Linked DNA regions of Homo sapiens: region 2 is linked to region 1. Evidence: chromatin contacts called from ENCODE Hi-C or POLR2A ChIA-PET data. All regions are on one chromosome and are shown on one strand. The core of a region is the stretch at or near the end of the contact, and the rest is flanking DNA. Distances in the headings are between cores, read along the strand shown. Region 1 holds the start of FLI1 (Fli-1 proto-oncogene, ETS transcription factor). Region 2 holds the start of KCNJ5-AS1 (KCNJ5 antisense RNA 1).

Region 1 (7,703 bases), core at 3,834-6,333:
AGAGTAATGACAAAGTTGTGCTGGCTGCCAGGCAAGTTCTAAAGGCTTATTTCGTCTTTACAACAGCCCTTTGAGATAAGTCCTATTATAACCCCATTGTACAGATGAGGACAGTGAGGCACAGGGAGGTTAAGTAACTTGTTCAAGCCCTCAGAGCTAGTAAGTGTAGAGCTAGAATTCAAACCTAGGTGCGCTAGTCCTCAAACTGGAACTTCCGCTCCTGATATTTTGTTTAAGGATGGAGGCGTGGAGGGACCAGGAGACCCAGTGGAGTAACCCTGACCCGCACCTGCACGATGCCCGCGGAGTGCAAAGCACTTTCTCCTAGCGCGCAGAGCATATATCTGAAAGCTTCTCGCCCGTCCTCCGCCCAACACCCCCGCAGGACTGGCAGGGTCCTCCTTTTTTTCTCCTTGTGTACCCCCCAGGTTCCTTGCTCTAACTCCTTCACTTATCAGCCTGAGGATTGGGCCCAGGCTGCATTCTGAGGGAGATGCCGTCTTCCGCCTGTCCCCCGGACGAAAGGAGGTTGCTAGCCCCAGAATGTTCACAGTGACCCACCCCTAAGGTGGTCTTGCCGGCGGGTCTCGAAGCTGAGTTTCAAGACCACGGATCTGTTCTTAGAATGAATGCTGTTTGGGGCGGCTGGGAGGAGGGGGTGTGATGGAGATTGGAGAAGCTGAACCCACCTTGGCCCCATCCCAACGGCCCCATCTTGGATCCGCCACTGGGCGAGGGTCTGGACACCTGGCTGGTCTCCACCTCTTGTCAGCCTGCTCTCTCTGGTCAGGATTGGACTCCCTCGGGGTTTCCTCAGCGACGCCGCGTGGTCTGGGGGCTCGGAGACCCTCCTCCTCCCCAACCCGCCCGCCCCCGGCCCTCCCGCCGCCGCGGCCTCCCACGTAGCGTTCTGAACCCGCTCAGCGCTAAGGCAAGAACCAGCGTGGGGAGCGGGCCAGGCGAGCAGAGGCTCTAAATCTTCCTTCACTCTGTGAGTAGATGAAGTCTGAGAAACAAATTCAAAGCAGGCGCGCCTGCAGAGCCTTCCTGCAGAAATATTCCCCGGCATTCAAGCGCATCCAGGGGCGGCTTGAGCTGCCTTGTTTGGCTAAGGTCAGACGAGACTCGAGTTCTCCAATAAAAATAAATCTCAAATTAATTATGGCCTCGAGCGAGAGGCCAGACACTTGAAGCTGCATTTGTGCAGTCTGGAGTTTTGGCGCTTGCCCGCCCACCCCTCCGGTTTTCTCCCGCCCTCTCCTCCTCCCCCTTTGCCAGCTCGGATACCCGCTGCGGCCTCGCTGGACCAGAGGGGCATGGGAGGGGAGGACGAAGGACGGAGGGAGAGGAGCGGCCCGAGACATTCTGCCAGGCCTGGCATCCTGCGGAGTTTCAAGTGACGGAGCCACCCCTGGGTCTGTTACCCCAGGGACCAGGCTCAGATCGTCAGGTCCGCCCACCCCAAACCCAGTCTGGGGCCGAAGAAGCCCGGGAAGCCCGTGTCTGGAAAGTCTTGACCGGGTCAAAAGGGCTGACATTGAGCGAGCCAAGACACGTTTCGACCCGCCGCTCCCCTCCCGGGGGAAGCAGGACTTCCGCATCTTTGAAAATACTGTCAAGTGCGAATGGTGCGAGGCAAGTCGTCTCACCAGCGTTCCAAATGAAAATGCTCCAAATCCAAATATTTCCTGAGTATTCACGCCCATGTGCACGGTTTCTGTAAGTGACCCCAGACTTGGAAACATGTGGTGGGCTGTTTTGTTGTTGGGACATTTTTTTCTCCAGTTGGTAGCTTTTGTTTTAAATACTGGGAAGAGCTTCCTTGGCTGTGAGCTGCCTCTGACTTGAAAACCAGCCCCGAGCTGCTGGAAAGTGAGCTGTCGCCGATGGCACTCATACCAGCTCCTGTTCAGCAGCTCTGCCCAGTCTGGGAAAGGGCGAGGCCATTGGAGCCATGGTAAGCCAGGAAAGAGGGTGTGCACAAGTGTGTGGGCAGGGGCAGCCTTCCCCAAGCTGGGCCCAGAGACTAAGGAAAGAGGAAGGAGAGAAGAGAGGAGGGAGAGGAGAGGGAAGGGGAGGTCTGCCCCACTAACACAAGACAGTTTTCATTTGTAGGCCCTCACCGCAGGCTCTCTATCAATTTGTCTCAATGCAAACATTCAAAATATCCCCTTTGGCTGCTCGTGAAAACAATGTGAGCTGCCAGGATCAAACCATCTTTCCAGATGTCTGGTGGTAACCACATTAAACAGGGTAGACTTGTTTACTATTGTGCTTGGTTAGGGCGCTTCCCCCATCCCCTTTCAGGATTTAAAAAAGCAGCAGTAGCAGTGGAGTTGACCATCAAACCCTGAGTTACATAAAAGTGGGGCAAACTGACCTACGGGCATGCCAACACTGGATGGAGGAAATCCGAGATTCCCGCAGGCATCTAGTCAGAGTTAGGTGGGGTCTTCTTTCTGGGTGGAGACCTCTGTGAATGGACAGGAGCTTCTCCCAGGGGGCTGAAAATCGCCAACAACAGTGGCACCAGTGCCAGTCTGTGAGTCCCAAAGGGCCGGGGTGCCTGTGTCTATGCATCTAGTGGTGCCTGTGCCAGGCTCTCCACTACCCCCCGCCCATCTCCAAAACCATGAAATTGCCGTAGCTTTGGAGAAACAGAAAGTGCGATGGAGTTCCACAGTTAAAAACTAAAGGGCAAGTCTTCAATTTAATCTAGTTCCATATTGAATAATTCCAGTGGGGGAGGCAGCTGGTGCTGAAAGGAATTGGGGGACAGTATAGGAATGTTCGGGTGACTACTGATTAATGTAGTGAAGATGATCTGTCACTTGCCAGACCAACAGGAGTTGGAAAGAGAAACCTAGCCATGGTGTCTGCCACAGAGGGACCCTCTAAAGTGCTAGGAGGAGGGTGGGGGGCAGTCGCCACCTGTGGGATGCCATGAACAGCCTCTGCAACTGGCCAGCACCAGGAAGGGGGGCCTCCTGGTGGTGGAGTTGGAGTCCTTTCTGGCTGAATGAGGAGCAATGTGGCTGGGGTGTGCGGGTTTCTGGTGAGGTCCGGGTGGGAAGCCGTCTCTCCGCATTCTCCTGAAAGCTCTGTTGTAGTTTGAAGGTCGGTAGAGCCTGGGCTGAAAAGGAAACAATTTGGGGTTTGAAAGGATGTAATTCATTCTTCCTTTCCCGTTAACCTCTTTCCTCTCTGGAAAGCACGTGGAAACGCTGAAGGGAGGAGTGAGAGGGCAGGCAGCCTGCCGCGGGGAGGAAAGGGTTAAGCCTGATTTCTTTTAATTGAACTCCAGAACTGGTGGCCCCAGGCAAAGGGGGGGACTGACCCCGCTAGCGGTAACCAGATGTGGCGGTCCCAGGGGAGCCCCGGAGCAGACCCCTGGATTGAGAAGCAGACAGGAGCGGGGGGAGTCAGCCCGGCCCCCATCCCACCATCCACCCCACCCCCACCCCCAACACGCACACCAAGTCTCAATTGCTGGCAGGCTGCACCCGCCACTCCAGGTCTGGTCACGTTCAGACCCGTGTCTGTATTCGAACCCAAAATTGGAGCCGAATTGATGAGACTAATTTCTAGAGAGGGAGGGGGAGGGAGGGAGACGAGTGAGCTCTCGGGCTCAATTGCTCCTGAAGAAATAAAGAATTAATAAGTCACCTTTTTTCGCCTCTGTGGACACCCTTTTGAAATTTTTTCTTCCAATTGACTTGGATCTCCTCTGGATTTTTTTTCCCTCTTTCCCCCGTCGGACTCTTAAATAAAAGTGAGCAAGTCCAAAGCGTGGTCCGGAGAGCGTGGACAAGGTAACCTGTTTTGGATGTCCGGGAGAAGGGAGTCCGGCCGAAAGGGCCCAGCCCCTCGAGGCTGCTCCAACTGGGGCGCGCGGCGGCCCAGGAGGGAGGCGGGGAGGTCTCCGGGTTGGGCCGGGGAACGCCGGCCTCCAGGCTGGGTAGGGAGGACGGTCCAGAGCGCGGGCCTCCGGGTCTCACCCCGGGAAAAGTCTGGGTCTGCTCTGCGCTGTTGCGTGCTGCGCTCCTGGGACCTGCTGACTGTCCTAGAGGGAACGTCCCGCGGTAGTGTCAGTTCCCTGGGGACCAGGAAGGGCGACTCTTGCCTGGGAGTCAGTGCTTGGGCCGTCGGGTCCGGGTAAGCGCTGGGGGTTTGGCTCGAGAAGATGCGGATAGGTGGCCTAGGGCGCCGCGGATCTCCGCCCTCTGCGGGCACCGGGAGCCCAGGGTCGAGGCGCGCCGCCCCGAGGGGCCCCTTCTCCTAACAATGCGCCCGGAATGGAGTCCGCGCCCTGACAGCGCGGGTCAGCCCGAAACCGCCCAGAATCCGCTTCGATGAGTGGGTGAGCCGCTCTGGGAGTCTGCCGCGTCTCGGCAGCGGAGGGCCTGAGTGGAAAAATTCTTATTGGATGCACTTTTTAATGGTTGGTTTGCCTCGGTTTTCGTCCGAGTCTTCCCCGGCAGTAGGCGCTGGGTTACCCGCAGCCCTAGCCAACTCTCCCTCCATACCCCCCCTACCCCACCCCCAAAAAGTTTGTCTCCGGCTGGAAAAAGCATTAATGAACGTATCTGTGGGAAGAAACGGAAAGTGAATGAGTCAGGAGGGCCACCTTCGGCCAACCGCCTCAGGAAAAGCAAAGAAGCCAAAGGTCTTTGGCTTTGGATTTTGGGGGAAGGTGATGGGGGGAGGTTCAGACTTCGGGAATCAGGGCGCGGACGCTGGGCGTGGACCCCGTCATTGTTCCCGGCTAGCTCTTATCTCCCAGGAGCAAGTATCCTGTGTGCGCAGCGCATGAATGTGTCTGGGCATCTCCGCGTATATTTATATAGTGTGTGATGCGAAAAGCAGGACCAGCAGGGGAGGAAGAGGGGGTGTGGGGGGGGAGGGAAGACGAGGGAGAGCAGAGGGGAGAGAAGAGAGAGGAGAGCTCGAGGCGAGAGAGAGAGAGAGAGAGAGAGAGAGAGAGAGAGAGAGAGAGAGAGAGAGATAGGACTTCCTCCCCGATTCGCAAAGTGAAGTCACTTCCCAAAATTAGCTGAAAAAAAAGTTTCATCCGGTTAACTGTCTCTTTCGCTCCGCTACAACAACAAACGTGCACAGGGGAGTGAGGGCAGGGCGCTCGCAGGGGGCACGCAGGGAGGGCCCAGGGCGCCAGGGAGGCCGCGCCGGGCTAATCCGAAGGGGCTGCGAGGTCAGGCTGTAACCGGGTCAATGTGTGGAATATTGGGGGGCTCGGCTGCAGACTTGGCCAAATGGACGGGACTATTAAGGTAAGCGGCGGGGCAACGGACGCGGGCGGCGGGGACCGGCCGGGGAGGCGAAGCGGCGGGCGGGTAGGTGCGGGGCCCGCGTCCCGGAAGACGTGGCCTCTCTCCCTTCCCTCCGCGCCCCGGCTTCGCGCCGGCTCCTCCGGCGCTCGGGTGGCGAGTCCTACTCGCGGGCCAGCCGGCCAGGCGCCCGCATTGAGGGCGACCCTCCCCCGAAATCCCAGCCCCCAAAGTGGAGCCCCGGCCCCCCTCCCACCTCGCTGCCCGCCGGGGCTGCAGGAGGGGACGGCGGGAAACCGGGGGACCCCAGGGTACGGAACGGAGTCAAGGGCGAGAGACCTCGGGGTCCACCACTCCCACCGACACCCGGGGCTCCCGTGGCCCCAGCGCTAGGCACTGGGCTTCCTCTCCGCAGAGGCGGAACACGGCGGGGGCGGGGGCTGCAGTCGCCCGGGCTCGGGTCCCTGCCTGGTGGGCCCTGGGGTGGGTAAGTGGCCTCGTTGCACGAGGGTAGGGGTGCAAGTGAGTGTGTCGGGGGATCTATCTGAGCGGGCTCCTCCAGATGGAAGCCCCTGTTTACATGTCAGCGCTTTCCCTTCCTCTCGGCACTCAGTCGCCCGGCTCTAGGCGCTGGAGAGCCGCCGGCTCCGCGGGACTCCTGGGCCGGCCTCGCCGCCTCTCCGGCGGGGAACCTTCCCCAGCCCCCGTCCGCACAGATCCCTAGCGCCCCGAGCCCCCGCCCTTCGCGCCTAGGCGTGCGCCGGCTCCAGGACCAGGGCTCCTGGAGCTGTCGCCTCCGAAAGGGTCCTGCGTCCTTCGGAGCCGCCTCCGTTGCAGGGGCCGGCTGTGAGCCCGCGCCCCGCGCCCGCCCGGCCATTCCCACCCCAGCCGCCGCCGCCAAGCCTGGGTCTAGGTTGCAAAGTGCAACCCAGGCGGAAAGGTGAGGGTTTGGGTTCGCGTCTCACTTCAGAAAAGTTGACTGCTGTCTCTGAAAGGGTTCGCCAAGTAGGGCCAGGAGCAGAGAGGAGGGACACCCCCTAACGTGACGGGCCTTAGAGGACCTAGGGGAATGAATGGGACCAGGGGTTAGCTTCGAGGCTGCCGCGCAACACCAAGCGGGAGTCTGTCTGGAAAAACTATTAGGCTGGCGAGGTGGGGACTGGCAGAGCCCGCCATTCCCCAGAACCCGAAAGAATCGACTCCCTGCTCAGGGCTCAGCAAGAGAAGGCTAAGATGTTGGGCTCAGAGAATTCAAGAGATTTTTATCTTCTGGGTGGGGTCGTGGTTTTTATTTTCTAAGTTTTTTTTATGAAAGTTTGAAATATGCTGACTTAGGTAAAAGACACCAACCGAAGGAACTTGCAAATCTGGAGATGAGATAACTGACTGTGATGGGTTAAAGGGAGCTATAAGAGCCTATAAGAGCCTGGGTTCCTCAAACCCAAAGTGAGTAGGTGAGAAGTAGGTGAGAGGGGATTCCTGCAAAGACCCGAGAGTGGGGGTCATTGGGCCATTTTATGCCTGTTTCTCTGCTTCCTGTTGATGTGTTCATGCAAGTGTCTCTGTATTTCTGGGTTTAGTAATGAGATGCTCCCCTCTAGAAAACTCCCTCGCCCCAATCAGGACAGTTACCACTTACTCTGAAGGCCTCTTCTGATCCAGAAGGGTGGTAAGATGGCCTCAGGGTCTTGATGTGGACACCCTAAGGAAAAGTGAAGAAATATCTCCACACTGCTTAAACTCTACGCACAGGCCCTGAGCAAAAGGAGGAAGCTGTGGTCTGTGTACCCAGGATGTGCTAACCTCTTTAGATACACACAGGGATTGGCATGGCAGGCCTCGAGAACAGGCTTAGAGCAGGAACCTGACACTTCAGGCCAAGGATGGGAGTGAAAGTCCTTCCTTTTTTTGTGGGTGGTAGGAGCCATGAGCTCCTCCAAACCCTCCCTGTGAGCAACCTGTCATTCACCTAAGTTACCTGGCTAGGCTGAGTCCCCACAGAGCTACCTTCAGTCTCCAAGCATTCTGCAAGATTGAGCCTTTAGTGTGTGTGTTGGTGTTTAAGTTGTGTGAAAGCCACAGTTTTCTGTTCGCATGTGACCTCTGGATCTTGGGGTTTCCAGATCCTGTTCCCACAATAGTTCAAATACTGTGCTTGGAGAGGACAGTGGACCAGGAGAGAGGCCAGCATTCTTCTGCTCTCTTGGTGAGAATGAACCGTCCATTAAGCCTGTTTGAGATTCATAGTCATCACAAAAATGAAACAGTGGAACTAGGTTACCTCTACAGTAGTATCTAACCAATCTTCTCAGTGCCTAAAATGTGCTCATATGTGTTTACAAGAACACTTGCCTGTATGTGCACTAAATCCAGCCCTACACTGATCGAGGTTGACGACACTCTAGAGAGAATCTAATT
Region 2 (7,703 bases), core at 3,674-6,173, 210 kb after region 1:
TACACTTATTCCACAGTGTTGCTGAGCTGATCAAGTGTGTTAACACGTGTAAGGCACCCAGTCCAGAGTAGTGCACGCAAACACACACACACACACTTCACTTCCAGAGCTGTTCTGCAAAGAAAAACCAAAAGGCAGTACAAGCTGCTGCAGGCAATGAATTGATGACGTGTTTAAAACAAAAGCAAAAAGAGTGCAAAGGCCATGGAGAATGCGGCACAGACAGGAAAGATGCTCCCTAAAGAGCTTGCCCAGGTCAGGATGTCTCCGAGCAAAACGAGGGACACTGAGTGACTCTGGGAGCAACCTCAGTCCTGCATCCTCGTCAACACCCTGACTGTTCTCAACAATAATCCCACCCATGTGGGGAGCTCCCCTTTGAGGGACTGAGGCAGCCCAGAAAGGAGGCACAGGATGTACTGAGAAGGGGAAACCTGGGCGTCAGTGACAGCTCCCCAGGGATGGTGGGTCTGAGCAACGCTGATGCAGCGGAGCCCCTCACCCACCTGAGATGCCTCGTCCGCCTTCCCAGCAGCTCCCTTCCGCAGAGTGCTTAACAGCTTGGCAATCAGAGAACGCTGTGTGCACGGACAGCTCCGCGGGGATGAAGTGTCCCATCTGACAAAGACTGTTCTGAGATCCGCGCTGTCCCTGCCTGGCTCTGCGTTTCACTGAAAGCCCCTTGCCCTGATTCTAGCCCTCAGCCCCCACGCACAGCCACCGGCGACTCTAGCCACCCTGGATAGTAAAGGTGCCCTTTCTGGGGCATTCTGCTTCGAGAAGAGGCGGAAGAGCTGTGCATGCCTGGAGCCCCTGGGAGCCCATGACAGCCAGGAGCATCCTGGGCATAAAAATCAGCACCTGGGGCCTCATTCCACTCATCTCGCACACCTCTGCAGTCCCTTCCACGATGCCCTCACCGCTGGTAATCAGCATCCATTACATCGGCGCCAGGAACCAGCTCAGGAGGCCACCTGATCCGCCCTCCTGTCCCTCCAGCCCTCCTCTGGAAGGACTCAGCGCTTGCAGTCAGACATCTCTCCCCATTGAGACCATTTTTACTGTTGGTGAACTGGAGGACTATCGCACTGCCCAAGACACTGTTCTCTGCAGCAGGTTTGCACAGGGTGCCAGTTAGGGAGGAGAAGGCAGCGAGGAACCCCGCACTTTAAGGAACAGGGATGTCATAGCAGCCGTCTGCATGGGGGAGGGGGCTGGGGAGCACAGGGCTATTGGCAAGGAGACAGGGCTAGTTAGGACCACCGGAACCAGGCTGATGGGCACTGAGGGGGTAGCCCAGGCGGCCCTCTCTACTATCATGGGCCTTGCAGATTGAGTTCTCCTCTTCCTGCCGGGCCGCCTGCCTTTGTTGTCCTGAGGACTGACAGGTAATGTTTGTGGCAGACCTGTTGGTGCAAACAGGGAGGCTGTGAGAGGAATTCAGTGGCACTACCACAACTCTTAACAGCACTCTCAGCCTAACTCACAACGCAGCCCAACATGTCCATGGGCAGAAAAGGCCTCTCTCCGACTCCCTAGCCCAGAAATACGAACCGGCAGCTGACAGACTGAATCTGACTCACACATAGATTCTCTATGGCTTGCTCACTTTTTCAAAAATTGTTGAATTAGTGGTCAACATGGAAAAAAAATTTCATCTTCAAAAGTTTAATTTCTGGCTTTTCTGGAAAAAGCAAAGGGAGGATCTTGCAGTACTGGCTCCACGGCATGGCAAGGCAATAATGAACTAGAGCCGAGTAGCAGCTGCCGCTTTAGAACTGCGTGTGTGTACAGCTCACCACAGTCCCCACCACCCCCTACCATGTCCCCCAAACCCAGGGCAAGTTTTGGTTGCATTTATCATGGGTTTGTATATGTGCTTTTCCTAAAATAAAGAGAATGCAACATTTTAAATGTTTCTCTACATCAAAATATGAAAATGAAGCTCTAAGACATCCCATTTAAATAAAAATAGGAGAAAGCCTACTAATTGCACGTGACCAAGAAGGATGTAGAGTGTGTCTGTGTTGGAAGAACGCGATCCGGCAGCTGCACTCACCTCACACAGCCACAGCCGTGGGTGTAGACGGCAGAGCTCAGCACAGACTCACAGGTTCTGGTTACTATGGCATGCACATCCTGCCCAGCTGAGAAATTCCAGAGTGAGGAGGTGTTACCCTCACTCCTGACAGAGGCAGACCTGCCTTAGATGAAGGAGAATCCAGTGAAGGGGTGTTAAGAATGAAATCAGTGGCTGCTAGTTAGTGGTCTTGTTTCTACTGCGGGGGCCGTTGTCCAAGCAGACCTTCAGAGAGTGACGGGGCACTCTTGGTGATGATGCCAGAATGACAGGTGTTACCTGGGATGCATGGACATCTTATTTCCTGGGAGCAATCAGGGACCTCTGGGGGCAAGTATTGTGCTTAGAAACACCGAGGAGCAGCTGTTAGATGAGTAGGGAGCATGCTGGAGGGGAGCAGGAGGGAGAGGGAGAACACAGCCCTGGCTGGCGGGAAGTGACCCGAGCTGCCGGGCAGCTTGTGCACAGCGGACCACATGGCAGGAAATCATGAGTTCCTTCCCTGGTGCTCCCCCCGGGACTCAGAACAACCCCATCACACCCAGAGGGCTCAGGAGGAACCAACCTCCCAGGCAGCGGTGGCTGCACTTAGAGCCTTTGGAATCAGACAAAACCTAGCCCGCTGCTTAGTAACTGTGTGGCCTGAAGCAAGCTACCACATCACTCTGCTTTTGTGACCTGTAAAATGAGGCGACTAAAACGGACTTAATAGATCTGTTTCAGGATTAAATGATACAATGCATGAAAAACACTCAGCACAAAGATGGCACAGAACAGGGATTCCATGCTGGAGCTATTATTACTGTTTGCTCCCCTGTTCTCAGGCCCACAAGGCTCTGCCACCTCACCCTGCTCACTGGACGCCTTCCTCACCAGGGCCTTCCTGACTCTTCCTCGCCCACCCCAGACAAGCCAAATTCAGGACTGCACCCTGGCCTCTCTCTCACTCTCTACTGCACTGATTTTTTTTGCCTGTGTACTCCCCACCAGACCAGGAACTCCTTGCGGACAGAGAACGCATCAAGGGTCGTCAATCTCATTACCTGTTGGAGTCACCTGGGGCCAGATTCTGGGACTAGGCATCAGCACGTTGTCCAGCTCCCAGCTGATGGCAGCGTGCGTCCAGGGCGGAGAGGTCGTGCTACTCAGGTGTGCACTGAGGACCAGCCGCGTCAACATCACTGCGGCTTCTTAGCAAAACCGCGGACTCTGGAAACCCCAGACCTACAGAATCAGAACCCGCATTTTAGCCAGATCCCCAGGAAGGGAAAGCACAGGAACGAATGCCAGTGAAGTGTGAGTCGACCTCCTTCTATCCCCAGAGCTCAACATAATTCAAACACCCAGTGGGTGTTGAGTGGGGGTTCGCTGACTAATTGACTGAGTGAGTGAAGCCCTGTGTCAGCTTCCACTGGGATTTCACACCTACTCCATCATGTGCTATGAAACAAACAGGCTCAAAAAGCAAACCCGTAAAACGTTCAGAAATTCAAAAATAGACACAGACCTAAGTTGATAGAACAAATAGCTGCAAAATGGTGCGGTTTTTAAATGAAATACCTGACGGGTTTTTAAAGATTTATTACCACCGGGCTCTGTGCCATTAAACCTCCGAGTACACTAGAGGATAATTTTGTTTTGTTTTAAGGTTGGTAATTGTGAAAAGCTGGGAAACCAGGACTGGCCCCTGGGAGGATCCTGTCCACCGGTGTGGCTTGGGCACAGTCTCTGGGTGGCTGGGGCCGCTGGCCCGCCCTTCCTCCAGGAAGAGAGACCCGCTGGCGGGGAGTCCCCGGCACTGCCAACGGCCTCCCCACGCCCGTTCCCTGGGGACAGGGCCTCTGTCTCCCCTCCGCAGGCCCCTCCTGGCTCTCACCCTCCCACCCCGCATCCCCCAGCCCCGCCTCCTCCGCAGCCGCAGAGCTGCAGCTGGCCAGGGGGCCACACCCAGGCGTCGAGCACCGCCTTATCCAGCCGCACTGGGGGCTTCGTCCCCTGCGGGGTGAGGGGTCTCCCCTGTGTCACCCTCCGAGGCCACGCTAGACGTTGTGGCGCTCAGGGCTCCCGGTTCCTGCCGCGCTGGGGCTCCCCCGTCCCAGCCTCCCTCCCCACCTCTCCCAGGCTCCCCTCCCCTGTCGCAGCCACCCTCCCCCGTCCCAACCTCCTCCCCTTCTCTCGCACGATCCGGCCAAGAGATGGCGGGGTGGCGGGAGGGGCGCTCTGGCGACCCCGGAAGCGAGAAGCAGGCCTCTGCAGGGCCAGGGATGAAGGTGCAAGGGAAAGCCCTGGGACCTGGACCTTAGGCGTGGGAGGGACGAAAGGGAAAGGTCTTAGAAAATTCCTCAGGCGTGGCTTCTGGGGGGGCGGGGCGGGGGGAGGAAAGGGGCACGGGTTCCCGGTCTCGTAGACGCTGCAGCGGAGCAGAGCCTCTAGGCATGCCCTCATCTAGAGCAGCTGCTGCGGAATCCGGGGAGCCTGCAGCACTAGCCGTGCGATTCCGGGCGAGGTTTTTAAACTCTCACCTGTTTTCCCCTTTTGTAAACTGAAGATAATGCCTCTCTCCCGGGAGTGGGAGCACGATGCTGACACACCGTAGGAACTCGGGACTTGCTGATTCTCCTTCCTTATCCTCAAGGCGTTTGAAGCACTCCTGCCCCTCACCCCCACCCCTCCAGCCCCTTTCCCAGCCCTGCCCCCTGGTGGAAAATCCTAAGAGCTACCTCTCAGGAGGGCTCCTGTAAACCAGGCACTGTACACACACCTTTCATTTCATCTTCGCAGCAGCTCTTTTTGGTGAGTACTGTTATCCCCATTTTGCAAATAAAGCAACGGAAGCTTAGAGAAGTAACTTTTCCAAATGTGCCTCAGCTCCAGGCAAAATAGGAACCTAGGTCATCTGATGCCAGAGTCAGCCTTCCTAACTGTTTATGATCCGACTTCCCTTTCTGTACTGGATTTTCTATTTCTGCCATAACAGATGACCACAGACATAGTGGCTGGAAACAGCACCCACTTATCAGCTCACAGTTCTGTAGGTCAGAAGTCCAGGCTTGATGCGACTGTGTCCTCTGCTCTGTTCCCACAAGGCCAAAACCAGGGTGTCAGCGAGGCCAGCATTCTCATGTGGAACTCAGGGCCCCCTTCAAGCTCCTGTGGTTCTGGCAGAATTCAGGTCTTTGTGGTTGTAGGACTGAGGTCCTCACTTTTTTGCTGGCTATCATCTGGGGGCTGCTCTCAGCTCCCAGAGGTCACCCACATTCCTTGCCGTGTGGCCCCCTCCATCTTTAAAACCAGCAAAGGAGAAGCCCCCTCTGTCTAATTCCTCTAATAATTTGAATCTCTTACTTCGGGAAAAGCCCAATCCCTTCAAAGGGCTTGTGATTGGGTCAAGCTCACCCCAGATGAACTTTCTTTCTTCAGTTCAGCTCTGCCATATGACATGCCCCAGTCATGGGAGTGAGGATTTCCTGGGGTTCCTCAGGGGGTGTATACCAGGGGGCAGGAATCACGAGGGTGTGTTGGAATTCTGCCTACTTACAAGTGCCTTCTCTGTCCCCAGCATGTATTCTGGTGTTACATTCAAGTGTAACACCTCGAATGCTTCCTGCTAACCCTAAAGGGCCTTGAGGGGACTGGGGCAGCCTGTTCACCAACCAGTTTGGAGCATTTTCCTATGAGTACAGTCATATATATTCCCACAGAAGAGTATACAAATATCTCCATATGAGACATAAGCACGCCCTCCTCCATTCCTCTTCCTCCAACTTCATCCCGTGTTTCAAAGCTCAGAGAGTGGTACATTTTGATCCAGCATATCTTAGAAAGTAGGAAATTGATAAAGATGCTTGTGATCACAGATAGGGAGACTGAGTCTGTGAAAAGACTCCCAAGCCAGTGGTCTCTCCAGGAAGCCCTGCTGACCCCCAAGCAAGGCTCTTACCAAGTTGTTAGGGCCCTGACTCCTGACATTCTAGACCACGCCATGACACCAAGTTTTCCTCCCTGTGGGTGCGTGATGTTTGACATTCTTCATTCAGAGGTCCATCTAAATGGATGTCACATTCACTAACGCATCATCTGAAATACAACTTCCTTTGATTTTGCCTCTTTTGAGTCTTTCTCCACTTGTGTTTTCCTATCAAAGGGATTAAACCACTTTGCTGGACTTGAAGCTCTGTCTTTTCCAAAAGCTTTCATCATGTCTCAACACAGCTTCCCATTCACAGACACAGGAGAGGATGGAAGAAGAGAAGTATCAGGCTTGATGAGGCTTAATAGGATTTGCTCAAGTCAGTGCCTTTCCCTGCGTCCTGCAGAGAGTAGCTAGGATGCTCAGCTTACCTAGGCCAGCCACAGCATTCCTCCCTGTCTGTCCTCTACAGACAGTTCTGCAAAAACCCTAGCTTCAAAGAGGAAATGCTAGAATATCAACTATGGGAGGGCTGGCTCTGCGTTTATCTTCTTCACTGCTTTATGTCCAGCTCCTAGCACAGGGGTTTGGCTATAGTAGTTCCTCAATTAATGTGTGCTTAATGAGTGCATAATTAATAGAACGGATCTCGAAAACCTGATTAAAGAATTTCATCTCCATTGTCCCTGAAAATCCTTTTGACTTGATAGGCACACAACACTGGAAGCCAGGGTTTCAAGGATGGGGATTTTACTTACCCTTAAAAGAAATCTAAACAGTAGAGGCTGCATGCTGGTCAGCTCAATGCTTGCCCTGCAAATTGCCCACTGGGCCTTTAGCTATTTGTCTTAGATAATCTCTACCTCTCTTTCTTCATCTTTAAAATGGGGTTAATGGGATATTGCATTAAATTTCAATTTGAGGAGAGATTATGAATACGTATGTTTATTTTATTTATACTTATGTTTGTATCATGTATTCTTTCCATGAATCCCTACAATTGGCTCCCAGGGCTGGAGGAGCAGAGGATATTATCTGGGATTTATAGCAGAGTAAACTGAGGCAAAGAAAGTTAAGTTTGTTTGTATTTGGACCACAAAGCTGGTTTGTTGGACACTGAGTCAGAATCCAGATGTTACCCTGGGTTGAGCAAGGGATGACTTCTGCGGATGATTCCAGCGCACAGGAATGCGTCCCAATATCAAATCAAAAGTAAACCACCCTTTCCTATCTGCCAGACGCAAAAAGTTTTCCTATCTGGGCTGAAGTCTCCTAGAAAACATTTTCCCGTTTCTAGTACGGCACAAAGCCTTCGCCTACAAGAATGTATGCAAGTATGTTTAAAAATAAAGAAGGAAACAGTGCAGAAAATCAGCAGCAAGCTGTTTCCCCAAAGAGCTGAGTACAGGAGGATGTGAGCTCCCATGTGCCCCGGCCAATGACTCATTCTTGTGGCACTGTGCCTGCCCTGCCCAACCTCAGTGGCTCAGGGAGTCCGCAGCGGCACCCCCATTGGAAGCCTATCTTGGTTCCAACAGCTGGGGTGTCCAGAATACACGGGGCCTCGGGACAGCAGCATTTTCCATCATCTCTGAGCATCTGTGATTGAGTTTTCAGGATGAAGTCTCCCACTTAAGGCAGAGCAAATTCCTGCTTGGGATTCTGCAAAGATAGCCCCAAGCATTTTCCTCCTTGTCTCATTTATCCTTGTTA

What was found. A loop is a pair of places that touch in the nucleus more often than their neighbours do. ChIA-PET counts read pairs that join two places held with the same protein, here RNA polymerase II (POLR2A). Pooled maps may share reads with other maps.
Region 2: a pooled map shows a loop between it and region 1 (2.2-fold over the local background). The contact joins the promoter of KCNJ5-AS1 here to the promoter of FLI1 in region 1. A Hi-C loop is called at or near these places in 1 of 50 pooled maps. POLR2A ChIA-PET finds 5 or more read pairs at or near these places in 2 of 52 experiments (BJ and PC-3).

Annotation. Positions count from the first base shown.
Region 1 is chr11:128,688,989-128,696,691 of GRCh38, forward strand. FLI1 (Fli-1 proto-oncogene, ETS transcription factor) reads left to right here and starts at 5,084. Exons shown (of 9, transcript NM_002017.5): 1 at 5,084-5,288. The coding sequence starts at 5,271. SENCR (smooth muscle and endothelial cell enriched migration/differentiation-associated lncRNA) reads right to left here and starts at 7,035. Exons shown (of 3, transcript NR_038908.1): 1 at 6,925-7,035; 2 at 3,667-4,403; 3 at 2,684-3,133. RefSeq lists silencers at 4,143-4,192, 4,213-4,352, 5,036-5,405, 5,626-5,675, 5,716-5,935 and 1 more and a cis regulatory region at 4,572-5,304.
Region 2 is chr11:128,901,308-128,909,010 of GRCh38, forward strand. KCNJ5-AS1 (KCNJ5 antisense RNA 1) reads right to left here and starts at 4,924. Exons shown (of 4, transcript NR_045767.1): 1 at 4,842-4,924; 2 at 3,124-3,304; 3 at 2,060-2,204; 4 at 1-1,406. The region is part of intron 1 of KCNJ5 (potassium inwardly rectifying channel subfamily J member 5); the gene reads left to right. RefSeq lists an enhancer at 323-1,081 and a silencer at 3,789-3,858.